Linked DNA regions of Mus musculus: region 2 is linked to region 1. Evidence: chromatin loops called from intact Hi-C (ENCODE). Cell type or tissue: heart. All regions are shown on one strand.

Region 1 (8,000 bases):
GAGTCCGGGTCACATACTGCAGGATGCCTTTAGCAACATCAGCGTAGAATTCATCGCCAGAGATCTGGGGGGGGGGGGGGTGGAGGTTGTAAGTAAATGTCACTGGGGGTGGTGGTGGCTCAGGTTCCTAAAGGATACCCCCCCAGGAAAGTGGGTGGGGTGTAGGGGAAGCCCAGGTGTCTAGAGTGTGAGGAGGAATTATGGGTTGGAATTAAGAGGAAGCTACCGTTAGCTTGAAGGTCTTGGGACTGGCAGCCAGGATTGGGATTAGGGGCAAAAGTCACCTGGAAGGCCTGGGTATAGACCACCGAGAGTTGGGCCTGGTCATACAGCATTTTCTCAAAGTGAGGGATGTGCCACTGTCGGTCCGTGGAGTAGCGGTGAAAGCCCTGTGGTCAAGGCAGAGTGTTAGGCCAGACTGATCTCAGCCTCTGTCCCTAGGCCTGCTGCCCCGGCCGGCCGGCACGGAACCTGGCCTGCCCTCACCTGCCCCACATGATCCTGGATGCCTCCGTTGGCCATCATCTTCAGGGTGTGCAACGCCATCTGCTGAGCTCGGGAGCCATCCTGGGTGAGCCGGTGACTGAGCCAATAGGAGAACAGGAAGTTCAGGATCACTGTGGAGCAGGAAGGAGAGGGTGAGAGGTTCCAGGGAGGCTCTGCCCAGTCAGTCTCTGTCTGTCAGGCTGGAAGGTGGGAACTTCTACCATCCACTTAGAGGACACAGGCCATTGGCCTCTGAGTCAGAGGTCAGAATATCAGCCCACAGGGGACCGGAAAGCTACACAGCCGCACAAGAGAGGCCAAAGGCACCGATGCTCATTATATAGGTCAGGGTCAGAGGTCACTGACCAGGTGTGGGAAACTTGGGGGCCTCGGCGAAGCCGCCGTATTCCTCATCATAGCCCTCATCCAGCTGCTGGAAGCAACGGCTGTTCATGGTGGCAGCAGAGGCTGGAATCTGTCTGTCACCCACGCTGATCTCAGATCGGGCCAGAAGGGCTGTGGTGACGCGCTGGCTGTTCTCCAGAAGGGTGTTCTTGTTCAGTTTCCACTACAGGAGGTGAGCACACACGTGGAAGTCAGCATACACAGGTCGGGGTGGGGATGGGAGGTGGCTGTGGTCTCTCAACCTGCACGTGGGCACCTTCCCTCCCAGACATCCACCCACCTGATCACAGATTCTCATCAACACTGTTCGGAAGCCAACTCGAGTCAAACCATCCTCTGGCGGGAAGTAGGTGCCCCCAACGAATGGCTGGAGGCCGGGGGTCAGCCACACATTCATTGGCCAGCCTCCTCCACTACTGGTGGCCTGGAAGAGGGAGGGCCAGGGTCAGGGGAGTTGCCGCGTTGTAGGTGTGACTAGACTGCCACAGAGATGGCTCACCTGCACAAAAGTCATGTATACTTTGTCCACATCTGGCCGCTCCTCTCGGTCCACCATGACACAGATGAAGTTCTCATTGAGCAGGCGCCCTATCTCTTCATTCTGGAAGGATTCCTCCTCCATCATGTGGCACCAGTGACAGGTAGAGTACCCCACTAGGAGAGAAGAGGGACAGGATGGCAGGAGGAGGTCCCCGGGGGACCCAAGGGACCACCCCCAACCCTCTGCCTGTCACTGAACCTCATTCTGGGAACAGTGGGTGTATACCTGAGAGAAAAATCGGCTTGTTTTCTTTTTTGGCCTTGTCGAAGGCTTCCTGTCCCCAGGGGTACCTAGACCCAACAGGAAGAGAGGTCACTCAGTAGCCTAGGGAGTCTCAGAGGATTAGGGACCCCAGATGCTTCAAGGGAAACCCTGGGATGGCTCTCACCAATCCACCGGGTTGTAGGCATGCTGTAAGAGGTATGGAGACTTCTCATTGATCAGGCGATTGACGGTCTTCGGCGGTGCAGGTGGAGGACAGTTAGTCCGGCTTGACTTTCCTCCAGCAGGCATGGGCGCTGAACTACTAACTGTAGTAGCACTTCGGTCCTTGTCCCGGGAAGAGCTGCCCCTAATGTGGGCAGATGGGTCACACAAATGAAGGCCACTTCCCCTTTGCCCCACCCAAATCAGCTCAATGGTTACCCAGCCACAAAGACCCCCACTCTTTGTCCAGCCCACCTTTCTGAACCACGGGGGAGACCGTGGCCTTTGTGCTCCCCCTTATGTTTTGGGGGTGGTGAGGAATGGTGGCTCATTGGGGGCTCCCTGCCAGGTTAGTCTCCCCCAGCTTCTTGGACCTGGCGGTAGGAAGGGTATCTGTGAGGTCAGAGAGGGTCATAATGAGTAGAATGGTCCATCCTGCTCTGTTCTATCACCCGTGGAGTGCCCCTCCCTGGGCGGTTGCACTGCAGGCATCCTTAGCATTCATGTGGGTGACTTAGGAAGGGAGTGGCTATTGCTAGTGTCTAGACAGGTCAAGAGGAATGGGTATTGGGTCCGGGACTGGACCAGGTGAGGGACAAGCAGAAGAAGTAGTCAGGGACTAGCCAAGAACTCCAGAGTACTTTGAAGGACCAGGTCTTACACTAAACACACACACACACACACACACACACATACATACACACAGAGGGGAAAGAGGGAGGGGAGAGAAAGGGAAAGAGGGGAAGAGAGATAAGAAAGAAGGAGAGGGAGAAGGAGAGAGGGACCACTCAGAATCAAATAGACCTATCTTAGGGAGTTCAACCTGGGAACGCAACTAAATAGCAGGCAGGGCAGCAACATGAGTTTGTGACAGGGTGCAGGGTGCTTCAAGAGAGGGGTTTGTGGACAGCACATCATTCTAGAAAGGCTTCCTAGAGGCGGTGCTAAAGTAGCCAAAGAGCTAGCCTGAGCTAATCCTGCAGCGGATAAGAAGGGTGGGGGAAGAAAAGGAGCCTTCATGTAGGGGGATCCGAGCAGACATCGCAGACTATGCCTGAAAGACGGACTGCCGCGGCGCCAGGCATATTGTAGTGTCTTGCTCATACCTGCCGCTAGCCGCAAGGCCCACCCCCACAGTGGGGCGACCGGAGGTTGGGGTCCAGACAGTCCCACACTCTTCAGTATAGCTGCTCCAATTCGGGCGGTAGGCTGCAGAAGGGCGGGCCCAGAACCCTGTCCTCGCCAAGTCTCTGGCCCTGTGGCTGGTCTCCGAGCGCCGCTCGGCGGTAGAGCGCGGAACTACAGCCCTGCCGTGCCTTTGAAGATCCAACCGTCTCAGCGCTTAAAATTCGAGTAAAATAAGCTGGGTTCCATTTAAAGTGCTGGCAGGAAGAGTGACCCTCGGAGCATCCAATACTTTTGCCTAGCTCTTTCCCCTTTTACAAGCAAGAGATAAGGCTCCCTTCGAAGGATTTGATCAGCCAGCCAAATTTGCTTGATCCAGCCTACCCATCCTCCCTAGAACCCACCCACTCCGAGAAGCCTTCCCAGAGTAGTAACACTGAGCCAATATGTCCTTACTGCATGCTCTGTTTGCTTGGTTCATTCACTTTATTCAGTCAATGACAAGCGTCCTCTGCTGTCTACTACTATACCAGGCACCGAACACCCGTGTGTTCCTCCCTACCCTTTTACTCAGAGACTAGCTAGTGAATAGTCAGCTACACACTGCGACAAGTACCGTGAATGGGTATAATCTAGCAAGAGACTCGATCCAGTAGAAGAGACACAGAGGAAAGCTCTGCTGAGGACATTATACTTGATTGGTAGCTATAAAGAATAAGAGTGCAGGGAGTGAGAGATGTAGCAGAAGAAACAGCATGTGTAAAGGTCCTGTGGCAGGTGAGGGTATTGAGACTGAGGGCCAGCAGAAGGCTAGTATAGCTGGAGGGCAGAGAAAAGGGATAGGTAACGAACGTGGATAGGAAGCTGGCTTAGTTAGCTTGCTATTGCTATGATGAAACACCATGACCAAAAACAACTTGGGGAAAAAGGGGTTTATTTTATCTTATACTTCCACATCATAGTCCTGTGTCCATCATCAAAGGGATGTCAGGGCTGGTATTCAAGGCAGGAATCTGGAGACAGGAACTGCAGCAGAAGCCACGGAGGAACGTTGCTTACTGGCTTGTTCTCCATGGCTTGTTCAGCCTGCTGTCTGCTAGCACCGGGGACCATCAACCCAGGGGTGGCAGGCGCTGTTCACAACAGTGAGCTGAGCCCTCAGACATCAGTCATCAAGAAAATGCACCACAGACTTGTCCACAAGCCAGTCTGATGGGGGCACATTTTCTCAGTTGAGATTTCTGCTTCCAAATCAGTTTAGCCTGGGTTAAGTTGACATAAAACTAACCAGCAAGGGAAGTTAGGTGAGTGGGTAGGACGAGGTCTGGGGCAGGGGGTGAACTCTGAGGAGGAAGCATTGCTGATGATAGAATCCAGGGCCTTATCCGTGCCTCAGCAGGAGTCACACCTTCTGAGAAAGGAAGTTCCTAATGACATAAGAAGAAAGCTGCAGTAGAACTTGCCTGCCTTGTTAGCCCACCCCAGACAGGGTATCTCTGTGTAGCCCTGGCTGACCTGGAACATGCTCTGTAGACCAGGCTGGCCTTGAACTTACAGAGATCCACTGTCTGTCTCCCGAGTGCTGGGATCAAAGGAGTGCGCCAAGGCTGCCCAGCCTGTTTTAATCAGGAAAGCATCCTTTTAGGTCTGGAATGGGGGAAAGAATGGAAGCAAGGTTAATGAGGGGGTCTTGGCAGCACACAGGGGAGACAGGAGGCTTATCAGGGGCTAGGGGTAAAGCTGCAGAGGAAGGGACTTTGAGGAGAGGAGGGTCAGAGTGAACAGTAAAGGCTAAGGCCTCACTCTGAAGAGGGGGAGCTGTAGGGGGCTAAGAGGTCTTTTTTTGACCTATTGGTCTGAATACCTTTGAGATGTGCAAATAGAACAGAGGGATTAAGGGCTTAATGAACAGAAGGGAGGCTGTTGGGAAAGAGGAAAGGATTTCCTATGTGGAGGGCTATTAAGAAAACAGCACACTGAGAGCAAAGAGCTCAGACCCATACACCTTGAATCTTGACAACATAGGTAGGCAGGACCCATGCATAAATTCAGACATTGTAGCATCCTGGAAGCAGAGCGGCAGGGATCTTAAGAGCAACTAGGCATGGTGACACACAACTGAACATCTCAGTGCGTAGGAAGCTAAGGAGAGACGAGGCTGGAGGCTGAGACCGAAAGAGCATGAGTTCAAGGCCAACTTGAGCTGCAAAGAAAGGCCTCTGCTAAAATACGGTGGGGGAGGGGCAGGAGGCTAGCTCATTCAACAAAAGTGCTCATTTCATGAACTCGAGGGCTCAAGTTCAATCCCCACAACCCACAGGAAACAAAAGCAACAGCATGACCTCAGCAACGCTGAGACAGGCAGAGGTAGACCAGATGCCTGGAGTTCAGTGGCCTCCTAGCCTGGTCTCCTTGGCAAAGTTCTAGGCCAAGAGGAAGCCCTGTCCGTGGCTACACAGATGGCCTGCTGGTTGAGAGCACTGATTGTTCTTCTAGAGGACTGGTTAAATCCCCCTGTCCCCCTGCCAATCAATGGTGGCTCACAACTGTAACTCGTGCATGTGGTGTGTGAACATATTCAGGCACAACATCAATGCGCATAAAATAATAAAATTTTAAAACATGAAAAGGAACCCTGTCTCAAAATGTGAAAGGTACCTGAGGAATGACATGTGAAGTCCTTTGAACTCCACCCACAGACACACACACACACACACACACACACAGAGGGAAATACACAAAACCAAGAAACACAATGAAGTGCCTACAGAGAAGTCAAATGTCCTCTGGCTTTAGTAAGCTGGACCCTGGGCTGGACCTGGTGACTGTAGTCCTAGTGACATCATGCTGAGAGGAGGCATCCCGCCAGCTAGAAGTGGGAAAGAAGGGTACAGTGACTTCGATTTCAAGGATGAAGCCAAGGAGGCTGTACATTGGAGGGCAGGGTCTGTCTGGAAGAAAGCGAATTGAAGGCCCAGAGGAGAGAGATGGGATGCCTGACAGAGTCTGAGGATGAGGGCCACAGGCTTGCGGGTTGGGTTTGCCCTATAAGCCATGCTCCGGTGCCAAAAGAGTAGTTCCCAGGGGAGACCGAGAGCCCTGTTGTGAGTGCCAAGGATTTGGGGGGTGATGGCCGAGACATGAATGAAGATGGATGAGAGGTCCAGGATCAGGGAGTTAATATGGAACTGGGGTGAGAGCTGAACCATGAGGAAAGCATGCTGGGAATGGGGAGTGGCTGCCCCAGACAGGGCAGAGCAGAGCAGAGTGCCAGCCTTGGGGAGGAAGGTGATCCTTGTAGCTTCCGGAAGCAAGGCCACCAACCTGTTCTTCGGGGCTCAGGGGAGGAGGGGCGGAGAGGTATGGGGCAGCAGAGCCCTGGGGCCAAGGAGCATTGACCCTTCTGGGTTTCGATGGGGCAGAAGACAGATAGGGATGAATGGCCAACTGCCACGGGAGCTTCCACGTAGCAACCCCACAAAGAAGGAACTTTTGCAAAGAAGGAAACAGAGGCACAGACACAGAGAGGTGAAGTCATTTACTCAAGAGCGACTTAACCACTCATTACTAGGCGATTATCATTAAGTTCAGCCCTGGAGCAGAGTTTGCTAGGCTCGGCTTCTAAGCAGCTGCTCTTGCCCCCTCCTGCCTGCAGCAGCCCTGTGGCTGCCTGCCCTCCCTTACAACCAGAACAGCTCCTGCCCATGTTCCTAAGAAGGACAGTGACAATGGGCCACCTCTGACTATGGTGCTTCAGGCTGAGGAAGTCCACGTGCTCTCGGTGACCCCCAAAGAGAACAAAGCCAGACTCAAGCTGCCTGCCAGGTCAGACCCTGGGTCCTGAGCGCACGTGGGTAGCCATGGTAACCCTCAAGGCAGAAGTCCAGGTGCTGGCTGTGTTTGGTTTCCTAAGCCCTGCAACAACCTTGCAGAGGTCCAGACCTCAGATAGTCAAGGTGGCTCTCTTCAGCCCTGGTGAAAGGAGCTGGGGCAGAGTTGAATTTTGGATGACCAAGTCAGACATAAGAGAAGTTGTTTCCTGTGACTGGCTGTACTGCAGCTATATCCAGTGCTACTGGCTTGTCGACTACCTTTCTGTCCTCCTAGCTCCTGGAAGATGGGGGTTCAGCCATCCTGGGTTCCTCCTGGATGAGCCCAGCATTTCATCCAAGACAGTCAGTGTTTGCTGTATTAAACCTGATCCTCCCCAGGGAGCCAGACTGTCTGACTCTGAATCCTAGCCCCACGTCACTCCAGCTTTGTGATTTAGAACATGTCACTGTACTTCTCGAAAGCTTCTGTTGGCTATTAAATAAGACTAGTAAGAAAGACCTGTGCTACCTCTCTTGGGAAGTTTGGACCTTTAGTTTATTCTTCTCCTGCCTTGTAATAATAATAATAATAATAATAATAATAATAATAATAATAATGTTAAGCCCAGGCTGGCCTTGAACTCAGGATCCTCTTACCTCCACCCCCTTAAGTGCTGGGATTACTCGTATGTGTCACCATGTTTATCAACTCTGTTTTGAAATTCTTAACCCAGTTTTGGACAGAGAGTACTGCATATCCAGCTTAGGTAGGGCCTTACAAACTCTGAAGTAACGCCGAGGCTCCTTGCAATACGATTAGGTGAAATTCTCTGCCTAAGGTGCATAGCACATCAAAGAATGAGCAAATGCTGTCGCCCCTTACTTTAGGAGTATCCTGTGTGTGATGGACTAATGCCTGAATGATTGAGACAGCATGAAAGGGAGGCACCAGGCCAAGAGGAAAGGGGAATGGGGGTTGAGAGGGCTATGAGGACATTCAGATTGTCAAGGAGTTTCTGCCTCAGCAGGTAATGGGTGCGGGGGTCCTGATCCAGCTGCCACACCCCTCAAAAAGTCCACTTGGTAAGAGCTGAGGACGTAGATTCCAGTCTTTATTAGGCGGGTGTAGTCTTCGTCCCCAAGACGCGGTCAGTCCCTAGTTGGGTTTCAGGATGTGTCAGGGGGTCCACAGATCAGTGCTCAAC
Region 2 (8,000 bases), 200 kb before region 1:
AAGCTCACTCAACTCTAAAGACTCATTCATCTCCTTGGAGTTTTGTTGTTACTCGTGTTGGGAATCAAACCCAGGGCCCTAGGCATGACGGAACCTCAGCCCTACAAGGTGTTTTTAGTTTTGGTTTGTTTTGTTTTAAATTGCGTGTGAGTACACTGTTGCTGTTTTCAGTTATGGTTGTGAGTTACCATGTGGTTGCTGGGAATTGAACTCGGGACTTTTAGAAGAGCAGTCAGTGCTCTTAATGGCTCTCTCTCCAGCCCACCCTACAAGGTTTTAAAGGAAGCTTTTCTCTGCCTATGGGTTTCTCTGTATAACTGGACCTTTCTACTACGTAGCTTCACTAGAGACCTGGAAACAAAATAGTGCATACAAAAAAAAAAAAATACCAATAGAAACATAAGAGCATAGATTACAAATATTCCTTTCCCAGACTAGGCACCACTTTATAGACTTGGCTTCCTTTCATGATTTGGTAATTAAGAAAAAAAATCACTCATAGTTAAAACCAGGGTCCAAGGGATGGCCAGTTGCCACATAAGCCCAAGACCCAAATCCAATCCTCAGAGCCTACTTAAAAGGTTTCACACAGGAACCACAGCATGCCCCACCCGGAAATAAACCTTTATTATTATAAGATTAAGACTAGTCCTTTTCCTGGTCTACCCATGAAGGGAGAATAGGCTTGGGTGGGGGGAGAAGGAAGCAGACCCAGGCAAGCACTGGAACTACCACTTTCTCAGACCATCTCTTTCCTAACTCTCCCAGGTCAAAGTCAACACGGCATGAACCCACACTTGCCGACTGAGCCACACAACAGCACAACAGACAGCGCCGGTCTAGGTAAGGCCTAGGCTCTTGGACCATGTTGTCAAACTGCTCACCACATGGCTCCGCATCTCTCTAGTCCATACAGTCCTTGAGAGAGTAAACTGTCAAGACTCACATTCAGTGCCATAGTTGCACAAATCACTAGCTCTCAAGGGATGCTGCAAGAATCACACTAAGTGATTGGCACCTGGCCCAATAAATATTTCATAGTAACTTTCCAACGGCCAAATATCCCAACTGCTACACTGTCTTAAAATATCCACTGTGTGCTTTCCTTTCATATGTATGGGTGATTTTCTGCATGTACGTATGTGCACCATGTGTGGCTGGTACCCTCAGAGGCCAGTGGATCCCTGTAACTGGAGTTACAGATAGTTATTAGCTATCATGTGGGTGCTGGGAATGGAACCCAGGTTCTCTGGAGGAGCAGCTAGTGCTCTTAACCACTGAGGCATCTATCTCTCCAATCCTCCATTATGTATTTTAAATCTCTAAGAGCTAAAAATATCACTCAGAGTATACTTGCTGTACATGTATTTAGTCCCCAGTCCAGACACAGGAAGATGCCAGGTGTGGCATGCATGCCTGTCATTCCAAGGCTGAGGTAGGAGAGTCCAGAGTTCAAGGTCTATTTGGGCTGTATAGTGAGACCTGCTTTTAAAGACAAATGGGGGCTGGAGAGATGGCTCAGAAAGCTGGGTGCTTACAGCTCTTCCAGGAGTCCAGTTTGGTTCTCATCTGGCAGGTCACAACTGACTCTAACTCCAGTCCAGAAGATCGAACACTTTTTGGCCACAGGTACCTGCACACACACACATGGCATTCAAAGACATATGTCTTTTCCAAATAACTAAACAAAAACACACCTTGGAAAGACTGGCTGGCATCAAACTGCAATCAAATCTATTAGTAGTTGGCCAGGTGGGCACAAACTACGGTCAGCGCAGCATATCTGCAAAAACTTCAAGTCTACTTATGGTTCAATTCTTAGCATCATCTTTGCTCTAATAACTGATGTTAACAATCTTTAAAATGGGTATTTTATCTCTTAAAAAAACTATGTTGAATTTATGGGTGACCAGAGCTGGTGCTTAAAGTGAGAATTCAGGATTCCAGAGAAAATGACTTCATTGAAATTGAGCTGCCCAGACAAGAGTTAAGTTACCACAACCTACTCCAGGTGAGCTGCTCTCAACTGGGGATCCCCCCAGAACAAGTGGAGAAGATGAGGAAGCTGCCAAACACACTGCTCCGGAAGGTAGGTCACATACCACCGAAGGCACCATTCTGGTGGGTGAAGTGACACAAAGCCAATCATTCAGTTTTTATGTTCCAAGTGAAGTTTAAGATGCTAGAACCTACAGGAGAGCCATGAAGTAACTGGGACACTTTCAACCAGCCGTTTTTCTACTCATGTTACAAGCCTGCTTGAGCGGCAAGTGATCTGCAACTTAAAGGCTTTTATTTTTAGCTGGGCCAATCTCTGGCTAATAAAGACAATATTGTCCTCAGACTAGAACATGGTCTGCACTTACTGCCTAGCAATCCACAGAAATGTTTCTTTGAACTTTATTTAAAGACTTACTTATTTAATGTATATGAGCACAGTATTGCTCTCTTCAGACACACACCAGAAGAGGGCATCGGATTCCATTACAGATGGTTGTGAGCCATCATGTGGTTGCTGGGAATTGAACTCAGGACCTCTGGAAAAGCAGACAGTGCTCCTAACAGCTGAGCCATCTCTCTAACCCTTCTTTGAATTTTTCTCCCCAGGAAGAAAATGTAGATCTCAAGTTATAATATCAGGTTTCATGCTTTAAGATTTTTTCCCCCAAGCTGGCCAGTGGTGGCACACACCTTTAGTAATCCCAGCACTTGGGAGGTGAGTAGATCTGTGGTCTTATAGTCTAAGTTCCAGGACAAAAACCTTCTGAAATGCCCTTGGCCTTTTTATTGATGCCTCAGTCCTTAATGATAGAACCTTTGTAAATTATCATTAAGTCACAAGATGATCACACTTTCCAGACAGTGTTAGTATCAGGCTGGGCATGTCGGCTCACACCTTGATGACCCTAGTACTTGGGAGAAGCAGAGGTAGACACCTTTGAATGCCAGGCAGAGACTGTCTCAAAAAAACAATTCAACTGCTGACATCCCCAGGGAGAGACAAAAGCCAATCTGAAGCAGCTCTCAGTAATAGTTTGCCTTACTTCAGTGACTTACATAGTGTTCTTAAATCCCTCAATCTTTCCCATCATGTAGGACAAAGACATTCAAAGACTCCAGGACTTTCAGGAGATAGAACTCCTCTTGGTGAAGAGTGGAAACCCTGACTGGACTCAGCACACAGCATTACCTCGGACAGAGACACCATGCTACAATAGTAATGCTGCCAAAATGACTTACTAGCTCCAGAAGGGTCTGCAGTAATTTTGTCAATAATGAGGCTAGGCCCACGTGACAATCTGGCTAACCACAATGAACTTTGGAAAAAATGTCATCTGCAACTTCTTAGTAGGAACTGTTTCACAAGCTCATGGCACCCATGGGGCCAAGTTTATTCTGAAGTGCTGAAGCCCAATACTGACATCTGACTGAGTTACATGCACGGATGCACGCCCAGCTTCATTTACCTATCCATTGGAGTGACTTATGATCTGAGTAAATTAACTTCTCCAGCCCGAGACAATCTGTGACAACAGCTCCCATCACTGTAGTCGGTGGCAGCTTCCCTAGCTTCACTCCGAGGCTGGCAGTCATCATACCCAAGCTGCTCTCAAGCCCACTTGTGGTGGCTATTAAGTAACTCACTTCATAAGCACTCAGCGGTAACCCGCCTACGTTCCCTCACCATTCCTCTTTGCACAGCCACTGCTCCTTGACTAGCGTCACCTCTGATCCTTATGAATTTAGTTAAAACACCAGGGCTCCTCATAGACCATTTGCATTCCTAGCAGCTGAGATTAGAGGGAAGGTAAGGACACACAGTAGGCATTACCCATACCCAACAACTGTTAGAAGGCTATTTAAAACCATGCTGGCTAGCTCCAGTGGCTCAGCAACAGCTAACTGTGACTGGGCAGGATGGATCCTCAGTGACAACTCCCTTGTGTTTCACTTTCAATAGGAAAATTTAGGCAGGAGCTCAAGGCTGCTTAGGTTAATAGCTAAAAATCATTATTTGTAAAATGTTGTTTTCAATTAGTCAATTTTAATTGAAAAACAACTTAGTCAGGAGGCAAATGTTATCCTCTATCCTAATGGCAGAACCTAGTAGGTGACATCCAGTGCCTAGTTCCAGTGCAAACAGTAATCCTTTCATAAAGCTAAGGACCAAGTTCTTACCTGCTCTAGTAATAAGCATACTCCACTCAAAAACAGAACAGGGACAGGGAAGGGAGGCTGGGGCATGGGGATCTATTAGCCCCAAGAGCACAGACTTTGTGTAGTAGAGGGGATGACCCCAAACCTCCCACATGCTGGCATTACAGGTGCACAGACCCTTTTCTGTATGTCCTAAAACCTGGGGGTTCTAGAGGATGCACAATTAGGTTTACTTTATATCTTAAATGTATATGAAGTCCCTGCATAGGGAGCAAGTCCATTAAATAACTCTTAGGTGGAATGAACCAGGCAGCAGAATGAACGTTAGACTAAGATGCCCGGAACCTAGCTGGGTTAGAAGAATGTCAGCACTCTCACTCCTAACTGCTCACAACTTCCCTTGGCACTGCCAGCTACTGACAGATGTCCTGTCCAGCTCACGGCTGCAGTGCTGCACTGAGAAGAGGGCAGCAGGCAATGGGGGAGGGAGTTACACATTTTCTCTTTACTGACCAACCCCAGTATCAAGACCTGCGCCTACATGCACACTGAGCTCACAGCTGTCCCCAGCTCACCTTGAAGTCTCACTGAGCAGGGCGTGGGGGAAAGGACTATAGGAATGAATGCTTGCCTATGTAAACCCCACACCTCTGCTGGTGCTTTTCAAGTCCTAATCATTTTTTCGTAAAGAGTAAATGTTCTTGTTAACCTTCCTTGGAAGGCTGCTTACGAGTACCCATTCCCTAGCTGCCATTTAACAAAAGATACCACATGTGTACGCCTTGTCTGTAGTGTTCAGGATTCTATATCTGGCCAAGTATGGTAGTGTACTCATAACCCAAGAATTGATGGAAAGATTCCCTAGGTCCAGACTAGGCTGGGCTATATATAGTGAGACCATCGAGAATAAAAGGAGAAAGTGTATTTTTAAAATCTGTATGTATTGAGGTTAGCTAGCATGTTTATCAGTCACTACCTACACCAAGTCCTTTTCCCACTTAAAAAAAATTTTTTTATTAAGAAATAGCATATACACAAAAGCACACAAACATACAGTTCAAAAAGAAAAAAGCCCATCGAGTTAGAGAAAACGCGGTGGCCATTACTCTGAAACCCACCCTGCCCTCCAAGGTCATTCTCAAGCAGCCGCTAAGAGTGATCTGTATGCCGACTGTCTGTCTCTCTGTCATTTACCGTGTACTCTTAACAGCCTGTTTTGACCTTTACCAAAGGGAAGCATAATGGAAAACTCCTTCTGTGGCTTGATTTCTGGGGACATTATTAAGTCGTGGTCATCCAGGTCACATGTGGAGCTGAAGTTCATCTTCACGCCTGTGGAATTCCACGGTGGGGATGGGTCACGCTAGTTATCCACACAAATGCTGGTGGGATCCGCCCAGGGTTTTGCTGGTTTGGGTTTTCTCTTCTTCATTACACAAGATGACATTAAGATATTTGTTCATCCTTCTCCTGGCAGCATGTAAGAGTTTTTCGAGTATGTACCTAGGGCTGACACTTAACTGTGCTGAACCGTTTCCAAAGTTGCCCCTAAACAAACCTGTTGACAGATAACTGATCTACTTGAGATGGCCGAGGGAAAGAAATAGATCAACTGTGAAACTCGGGAAATGCATGTTAATAGAAAATCCATCATTCTGACACATGAAAATGCCATTTACCCTGTTTCAGCTTACTTGAAATGTACTTTTTAAAAGCAACACTTTCAACTTCAAAGCACTGTGTCCTCTATCTCAAGATAAATGTTTCCAAATATGGTAACTGAAAATGGCAAATTCAGGACATATATGATGGACACCATCATATATAAAGAAATCTATATTCCCACCATATATAAAAAGACATTTTATATCCCCACCTCCCACTTCCTGCCCCCTTCCCTGGTACTTGGAAGAAAGAATAGGCAACATCAGGATCTTGATCCTGGATCTAGCAAGGAGCAGACAATCAGTGGTAAGGGAAGACAGATACGGAGTATTTCGCTGTTGCTTTTAAACCAAGAACAAGCATTACAATTGCAGTTATCAAACAAGTTAAAATGCATAGCCATCTAAGGAGGGTTCTTTAACAAGCAAATAGAAACCAATCAGAACGAAGGTTGCAAGCCAACCCTGAGTGAAGTGTCACCCCACAGAAGGTTTCATGCATGTAGATGGAATCTACAGCATACCCAAACCACATCAACTGCATCTATCAGCACCTAGAGAGTCAAATCTTCCGATTGTATAGCCCCAAAATCTTTAATTTGGTGGCTCAGCTCCAAGGGTATGTATGTATGTATGTATGTATGTATGTATGTATGTAATCCTGCCCGCAATCAAGGTGAGAACTGTTGTAGAAGAATTTACCTGAACAGAATACCTCAAACAATTTAACAGCTCATGATTACCGAGGTACACAAGTGGTTTCAAATCCAACTGAAGTGTAGCTGGAGTCTGCTGCAGAGGCTGTCTACACTCTACAGGAGAGGCCTGAGAGTAGGCTCCAGTTCTCCACTCTCAAGAGCTACAAAGTAAAGAGCTATCAGTCTGAGATCTCCCGAGTAAAAGCTCACATTTTACAAAGGGAGCCTCTTCTTTCAGAGACACAAGTTACATGGCATAACTGAGACTTTCTTGAGAATACATTAAGAGTAGACATGCATACACACAATGCACACATATACACCTGTGCAAGACCCCTCCCCATACACACTGAAAACATGCACACTCATGGAACTAGCTATAGCTATGAGTATTACTGGAGATAGGTTAACAGAGATTGATTATATTGTTATACTTTTCATGTGGTAAAAAGTTCCAAAAAGGCATTTTTAAAAAGATCAACTAACTGCTTGCCCTGATTTCAAAATTAAGACTGGCTTTCCAAAAAGACATGACACAGACAATTCTCTCTCTCTCTCTCTCTCTCTCACACACACACACACACACACACACAAACACTATTTGGTCTACAAAATAGAAATGCATTTCTTACAGTAAGTTTCCTAGCCTCTATACTGGACACCTTAAAGAGCAAACTCTCTCAAATCCTTTATCTGCATCTAAGTGTCCAGAAGATGCCTTTTCACAGGAGCCCAACTTGCTGTCCTTCATTTATATTCACTGTTGAGTCTAGACGAGGCAGAAGAAAGCAATCTGGCATTTTAGTACTTGAGCACATTTCTTACGTTTCATTCTTAATACAACAATGTCATCGAGCAAGCAAGCCAACAAGAGTTGGATAACCTGGTGTGTGCCAGACTGCTGCTGTCAATTAACTTCATCTTCACTCGTCTCTCACACCTCAGAGACAGCCTCCCCACCTACAGCTGCATCTCTAGATAAGCCGGGGAAGCCAGAAGGGCTCTGTCCCGATTAACATGTTCTCATACAGTGCTTCTAAAAGTGATGGCTTCATGATTCGTCCTAGTTTAATAGAGAGTATTTTACTTAATAAATTCTGCGATGACCCCTAACACATACTAGAAGGAGCACAGCAGCACTACAGTTAGAAAAGACAGAGAAGAGACCCAGTCTCTGTGCCCTAATATTGATCGACACGAGGCCATTTCCTAGATAAGCCACTTGTTCAGTTTCTTCACCTATAAACTGATGGCAGTATTGAAAACCTAAGTCACAGGAACTGCTATGATAGATATGTAACCACCTGTGGTTGGGGTGGTACTTTATACAGTCGATGGGGCTAGATACAAACATGCTGCTACTTCCAGTTGAAATACCTGCCTTATTACTTCTCAAATATCTTTGTTATATGTACTACACACTACATACACAGCAATATATACATTTATAACCAAACAAGACTGGGTTAAAAGAAATTAC

The links. A loop is a pair of places that touch in the nucleus more often than their neighbours do. Peaks named below come from ENCODE experiments on the same cell type or tissue, not always from the same donor. Only the 100,000 strongest peaks of a DNase experiment are listed, where the experiment ranks them.
Region 2: a loop joins it to region 1, with 3 times the contacts of the local background. A loop is called at or near these places in 2 of 42 quality-filtered maps.

The regions. Positions count from the first base shown.
Region 1 is chr11:94,483,097-94,491,096 of GRCm38, forward strand. It overlaps Spata20 (spermatogenesis associated 20), which reads right to left and starts at 2,214. Exons shown (of 16, transcript NM_144827.4): 1 at 2,114-2,214; 2 at 1,821-2,003; 3 at 1,658-1,722; 4 at 1,391-1,545; 5 at 1,172-1,315; 6 at 853-1,054; 7 at 487-617; 8 at 285-389; 9 at 1-64. The coding sequence starts at 2,190. It overlaps Epn3 (epsin 3), which reads right to left. Exons shown (of 10, transcript NM_027984.3): 10 at 6,503-8,000. In heart, no CTCF peak of the experiment used is centred here; a DNase peak (open chromatin) is centred at 3,125; H3K4me3 peaks cover 646 bases; H3K27ac peaks cover 196 bases; H3K27me3 peaks cover 5,704 bases.
Region 2 is chr11:94,282,743-94,290,742 of GRCm38, forward strand. Gm21885 (predicted gene, 21885) reads left to right here. Exons shown (of 4, transcript NM_001378258.1): 2 at 769-843; 3 at 1,914-2,089; 4 at 3,097-3,518. The coding sequence ends at 3,243. Among named protein-coding and RNA genes, the nearest start is that of Gm21885, 4.9 kb to the left of the region's middle. In heart, no CTCF peak of the experiment used is centred here; no DNase peak of the experiment used is centred here.